2 separate regions of the Homo sapiens genome follow, and region 1 is linked to region 2. Evidence: chromatin contacts called from ENCODE Hi-C or POLR2A ChIA-PET data. All regions are on one chromosome and are shown on one strand. The core of a region is the stretch at or near the end of the contact, and the rest is flanking DNA. Distances in the headings are between cores, read along the strand shown. Region 1 overlaps EHD4 (EH domain containing 4). Region 2 holds the start of NUSAP1 (nucleolar and spindle associated protein 1).

What was found. Hi-C counts contacts between places; a loop is a spot of excess contacts on that map. ChIA-PET counts read pairs that join two places held with the same protein, here RNA polymerase II (POLR2A). Pooled maps may share reads with other maps.
Region 1: a loop to region 2 is called in a map with no recorded cell type, with 5 times the contacts of the local background. The contact joins the enhancer-like site here to the promoter of NUSAP1 in region 2. A Hi-C loop is called at or near these places in 1 of 37 single-sample maps with no recorded cell type and 1 of 50 pooled maps. POLR2A ChIA-PET finds 5 or more read pairs at or near these places in 1 of 52 experiments (T-cell).

Annotation. Positions count from the first base shown.
Region 1 is chr15:41,956,707-41,959,937 of GRCh38, forward strand. The region is part of intron 1 of EHD4 (EH domain containing 4); the gene reads right to left. Among named protein-coding and RNA genes, the nearest start is that of EHD4, 14 kb to the right of the region's middle. RefSeq lists an enhancer at 568-687. Within about 2 kb of position 1,490, at least 4 of the 41 ENCODE cell types and tissues checked have a DNase peak (open chromatin) inside an H3K27ac peak, as active enhancers do.
Region 2 is chr15:41,331,358-41,334,714 of GRCh38, forward strand. It overlaps NUSAP1 (nucleolar and spindle associated protein 1), which reads left to right and starts at 1,524. Exons shown (of 11, transcript NM_016359.5): 1 at 1,524-1,693. The coding sequence starts at 1,601. OIP5 (Opa interacting protein 5) reads right to left here and starts at 1,234. Exons shown (of 5, transcript NM_007280.2): 1 at 883-1,234; 2 at 558-624. The coding sequence starts at 1,204. RefSeq lists an enhancer at 988-1,247.

The sequences.
Region 1 (3,231 bases), core at 240-2,739, 630 kb after region 2:
TGACTGTGACCTTGGTAAATCAATCTCTGGATCTCAGACACAGAGGAAGAACTAGAATTAGGAAGAATTACTGTATTATAAAGCTTGCTTGCATTATCAATTTGTTTGGTGATACTTTCACAGATAATACAAAGTTAACATTCAGTGTTCAATTTCACCATCAAAGAAATACCAGTAAAGACAGAGCACATTAACAAATTTTTGAAAACTCGGAATCATCAATGCTGGCAAGGGTCCTGTGAGATAAACACCCTTATATATGTTGGTGGGGGAATAAGTTGGTCTAACTTCACTAAAAAGCAATTTGACACCATGTGTTAGAAGCCTTTAAAATGGGGGTCTTGCTGGGAGCGGTGGCTCGTGCCTGTAATTCCAGCATTTTGGGAGGCCGCAGTGGGAGGATCGCTTGGCCTAGGAGTTCGAGACTAGCCTGGGCAACATGGAGAAACCCCGTCTCTACAAAACATACAAAAATTAGCCAGGTGTGGTGGCGTGCATCTGTAGTCCCAGCTACTTAAGAGGCTGGGGTGGGATGGTCGCTTGAGCCCAGGGAGGTTGAAGCTGCAGTGAGCTGTGACCATGTCACTGCACTCCAGCCTAGGTGACAGAGTGAGACCCTGTCTCTAAATAAATAAAGAAAAAATAAACTCAAATGGGGATTTTGCGGAGTTGACCTCTAACAGCTCGTGCTGGTGTTATTTGAGGGCCTGTTTCCTCTCCTCTCTTGGGCTGTCATTTCCTGCAGGGCATGGTCTATATACTCAGTACTTTAGAAACCTGGAGTCTGGTAGGAATGATTTGAGTCAGCCTCTTATCTTTACAAGCGACAAGACTGAGGGTTAGTGCAGGAACATGGCTTGTTGCTGGTCAAACTCACAGGGTGGCCATGCAGGATCCAGAACCTGCAGCCCCTTTCTCCTGGCCCCAGACTTCTGCTCTTACACCAGGCACAGCACCATCACCCTGGGGTCCTACACTGCCCCCAGCTCCCTGGTGCTCTAAGCAGGACCTGGCAGATCCCTGACTTTACATATGACACTCTAAGCTGATTGCCCTGAAGAAGATTTTTCACTGGGGGACTGCAGAAACTCAGATTCATCTGTTACACTGCTGGGTAAACAGGTACATGTCAGTGCAGTGAGGGAACTCGGAACAACCAAGACACCAAGTATCTGACATGGAAAAAGGGAGAATGAAGTGATGGATCCACACACAGCAAGCTGGAAGGGAAGAGTCTGAGCTGATGCTGAGGTGCAATGTGCATAAATGGGTCAATCACACAGCCACACGGGATAGACAGCCTGATCAACTGTGTTAGACATTTCTCACGGTGGGAGTGCCTCAGAGGCTTTCCCAAAGCTACGAGTTTCAGGGACTCTAGTATTATCTGCAATAACAACAATTCAAAGGAACAAGAGGACACAGGAAGACCACCGTGATTCAGAGCTGATTAGCCCCTCCACAGGCATCCTGTGCTTTGGAGACTTGATTTTTGTCCTTGGCTCCACTTTGCTCCCCCTTTCCTGTGTTCTCGGAGAGGCCTGCCAATTCCAGCAATGATTGCTCCAAGGTTCTCGAGCCAAGCCAGCCACATAAAAAGGTATGGACATTTGGATTCCAAGCAGCTGGGCGGAAGGGATGGTGGGATGGATGGGAGACCTGACATCCCCTTGTCCTGGTCCGATGAGGTCCCCAGTTCAGACTCATCCAAGTGGCTCTGGGGTACCCCGGTTGCCAGCATTCAGCCCAAGCTCACAGAGCTACTTTGATGCAAGAGTATATATGGATGGTGTCTTCTTTTTTTCATTGCTTAGGCTAGAATTTTTTTTTTCACTTCATAGAAGTGAATGTCATTTATGACAAGGGGAAGAAAAAAAACTCTCAAGATATTGAAAACAGAGATACTCTCAATATGTCCAAGCACCATCTTCTCAACGATGAGCTTAAGAATGAATAAAAACCAAACAAATCTAAGTGGCACATTATTCAAACAAATGCTGGAGTAGTGGGCAAAGCATTACACTTTAAATAAATATACCTAACGCTTGAGGACTCGTTATGTGCTAAAGTCTTTACATGAATAGTCTCATTTCATCCTAACTACCTTATGGGCAGGTACTATTTCTATCCCTATTTTACAGATGAGGAAACTAAGGCTCAAATGGGTTAAGCGGTTTATTAAGATGAAGGATTTCTTACTAGTCTTATGAGGACACCACCCACCCTAAATCAGAGCCTGAGAGGCCGACGGGTTCCACTGGGAATGTTTACAGGAACGTGTCCTGTGAATCATAACAAATACACAAATGTAAGATTTTAAAAATAATACGGCACATATATTTTGAGTGTTGTATGAGCATTATTTTTAAATTATCAAGCCAAATCTAAAGAAATGGTTTGTGTGGGCTGGGCGTGGTGGCTCACGCCTGTAATCCCAGCACTTTGGGAGGCCGAGGTGGGCGGATCACGAGGTCAGGAGATCGAGACCATCCTGGCTAACACGGTGAAACCCCGTCTCTACTAAAAATACAAAAATAAAATTAGCCAGGCATGGTGGCGGGCGCCTGTAGTCCCAGCTACTCGGGAGGCTGAGGCAGGAGAATGGCGTGAACCCGGGAGGCTGAGCTTGCAGTGAGCCGAGATCGTGCCACTGCACTCCAGCCTGGGTGACAGAGCAAGACTTTGTCTCAAAAAAAAAAAAAAAAAAAAAAAAAAAAGAAATGGTTTGTGTGATGATAAACGAGATCTTAAAATATGTTCGTGCATACCTTGGCATCTGTGCATGGAGTTTGGGGGTTCAATTCATTGCTATTGCCTGAAACATTTTTAAAATAAGTTTTGGAAAGTTTCATGTAATATATTTTTCTTCAGAATACTTACTTGATCCACTATTTCACTAGGAGAGGGATGAAAAGGAAGAGTTACTACTTCTACTCTGATTTGATTTGAGCCTGGAAAGATGTTTTAAGAGCAGTTTCTGGCCGGGCACGGTGGCTCACACCTGTAATCCCAGCACTTTGAGAGGCTGAGGTGGATGGATCATGTGAGGTCAGGAGTTCAAGGCCACCCTGTGGCAAACACGGTGAAACCCCGTCTCTACTAAAAGCACAAAAATTAGCCGGGCGTGGTGGTGCGCACCTGTAATCCCAGCTACTCGGGAGGATGAGGCAGGAGAATTGCTTGAACCTGGGAGGCGGAGGTTGCAGTGAGCCAAAATTGCACCACTGCATT
Region 2 (3,357 bases), core at 274-2,773:
TAACCATAATCGCAAACTTAAAAGTTCTAATATCAAGCGTGGGCAACATACTAAGGCCTCTACAAAAAATTTAAAAATTAGCCGGGAGTGGTGCTGTGTGCCTGTAGTCCCAGCTACTCCGGAGGGTGAGGTTGGGAGGATAGCTTGAGCCAGGAAGGTAGGGGCTGTAGTGAGCTATGAGCGCACCAGTGCACTCCAGCCTGGGCGAGAGCAAGACCCTGTATCAAAAAGTTCTAATATCTAAAAGGATTGTAGTTTATAGTATGTTATTCTCACTGTAAACCAAAAGGTTATTTTTTTCTTTTGTCCACTACTAGATACATCTTTCTTAGCCTCACTTCACTTGTACAAGCCACCTGGGAGAAGTGGCCCTCAGGAAGATCCTAAAACCAATACACAAATACAACTTTTTCATTTCATTAATACATCAAGTTCATATAAGAGTCAAACAGGTAAAAGCAGCATCCCAAACTGTTTTCTCCTCGTACATGTCAGTTCCACGATCCTCAGTCTCATAAAGTCAGGGACTAGAGACCAATGTAATTATCAATACGTACCTGCCTTTGAGTGAACCTTCAATGCCAACTAGGAAGGGCGCTTCCAAAACGACGTTATTTGTAACTCCTAGGAAGACAAACACGGGTCAGAACCCATACTCTGCGGGCCTTGAAATGGAAAATCTCTCCTCTAGACAGACTCATCCTGGCCGTAAATATCAGGAGACTCCCCGATTCCCTGCCCCATCCCCAGGCCAAGGAGTTATTTGCTTCCAACTTTTCATCCCGTTTTCTTCCCCAGGTGGTTCTCCGCCACCCGGTGGAGAAAGCGGGAACACCCTCTCGGGCTAGCCTCTGCCTTTCCCGAACGCTTCACTGCACTCACTGGAGAAGACCACGGCCCCGAGGGACCGCGACAGGTCCCAGGCGAGGTGCACCGAGTCGGCGAGCACTGCGTGACACTGTGCGCACTGGAACACAGCGCACCTCTCAGGCTGCAGCCAAGACGGCAGCTGCGGGCCGGCGGCTGGCTCCTCAGCCCCCAGCCCTGCGGGGCCGAGCGGCGAGGACCCCTTCACCACCTGCGTATCCCACTCCATGGAGGTCGTAAAAGAAGCTTGGTCAATCGCCCTCTCAGTGCCACCACAAAAGTCCCCCCGGGGCGGCGTTGCACAACGTGAGCGATGCCGCAGCGGCTGAGCCGCCATCTTCCCGCAGCCGGCGCCTTCCTTTCGAATACACGCCAGGCCCCGCCCCAAGCACAGCTCCTGCGTCCTCATTGGACATCATGGGCAATCCAAGCACTGGAGTCCGAGTCCGCGCACTCGTTACCTGAACAGGCGTTACAGGCCCTTTGGCGCCTGCGTATTCGTGAAGTGTGAAAAAAGCGCGCCTCTGTTGGGACGGGAAATCAGCCTTTCTATTGGTCAGGGTTAGAAACCCCGCCTTTGAGGCATTTTCAACCAATGGAAGCGCGGCATTCTTCATTTAAACTGTCTATAAATTTCTGCCTAGTCAAAGTTAAGAGTGGCGCCAGGGATTTGAACCGCGCTGACGAAGTTTGGTGATCCATCTTCCGAGTATCGCCGGGATTTCGAATCGCGATGATCATCCCCTCTCTAGAGGAGCTGGACTCCCTCAAGTACAGTGACCTGCAGAACTTAGCCAAGAGTCTGGGTCTCCGGGCCAACCTGAGGGTACGGCGCTGGCGGTGCGGGTCCCTGGGCGGGCGCGGCGGGAATAGCGGCCTCGGGGAGATGCGGTGCGAAGGGACCGAGAGGGAAGCCCGGGACTGAGGCAGCTCTCCCTGCCCCTCGGGCAGTAGATGTGGTTCACGGTAGTCCCAGTTAGAACTCTGATAAACGGAAGAGGAACTGTAGTTTTCACCTCATTTTGAAGCTGGCTTGTCTGGGTGCTCACATGATAAGCTCTATTCCGAGGGATGGTTTATTGTTTTTTGTTTTGTTTTGTTTTGAAATTACTGTATACCTCTCAGGGCGTCGATTACGAAACTCAGGCCCAGAAAGCACAAGGGGTGTCGTTAATCGTTAGACAATTAAGTAAATAATTGGCTCAGCTTCTGGAAAACCCCAAACAGACTCCAGTGATTTGTAATATTGCCGATAATCTCTTGATACTTTATTGATGGACCTGTCAGAAAAAAAAAATCGACTTTTAGGGGAGCACCTCCTTGGGTAAATTTTTATTGATGACTGTTGGGTTGATGGTCTCTATCAAAACCAGTAAGGTCTTTGACTCCGAGGCTACAAGATGTTTGGAGAGTTGGCCCGGCGCTGTGGCTCACGCCTGTAATCCCAGCACTTTGGGAGGTCGAGGCAGGCGGATCACCTGAGGTCAGGAGTTCGAGACCAGCCTGGCCCTTAAAAAATTAGCCGGGCGTGGTGGCACACGCCTGTGATCCAAGCTTTTTGCCTGTGATCCCAGCTACTTGGGAGGCTGAGGCAGAAGAATCGCTTGAACCTGGGAAGCCGAGGTGGCAGTGAGCCAAGATCGCACCACTGCACTCCAACTTCGGTGACAGAGAGAGACTCAGTCTCAAACAAAACAAAAACAAACAAAAAACCCAAGATGTTAGAAGAAGATTTGGGGATTTAATGTAGGATAGCGGTTTTATATATTTTGTTAATAGTTGAGACTTCCCACATAATACTGCTATATACTCTGGAGGTTTCTCCTGCAGGCTGTGATACTGACAGTGAGTAAATGCTTAAATCAATCGTCACAATTTTTTTTTTATTTGTTTGTTTGTTTGTTTTTTCTTTGAGACGGAGTCTTGCTCTGTCGCCCAGGCTGGAGTGCAGTGGCGCCATCTCGGCTCACCGCAACCTCCGCCTCCTGGGTTCAAGCGATTCTCCTGCCTCAGCCTCCTGAGTAGCTGGGATTACAGGCGCGTGTCACCACGCCTGGCTAATTTTTGTATTTTTAGTAGAGATGGGGTTTCACCATGTTGGTCAGGCTGGTCTCGAACTCCTGACTTCCTGATCCGCCCGCCTCAGCCCCCAAAGTACTGGGATTACAGGCGTGAGCCACCCCACCCGACCTAAATTGTTTAAACAAAATAATCAGGGCCTAAGTGCCTGTTGGGGCTGAATGACCAAAGGGTTTTCCTTGGGGATATTTCTGGGCTGTAGTGGTTAGTGGCTCCTCTATACTTCGTAAACAAAGCCTTAATATCTCAGCCTAAATTCCTTAGGCTTTTTTGCTGCCTAGCTAGAATCTTTTATCCAAGGCTGCATCCCTGAACACTTGGCACTTTTATCTATCTTTGTCCCATTGCTCATTTTGACCCTCTAGCCTCAGATCACCTTCTTTCTCCTTTATCTGCCTGGCTGTGTGTGTG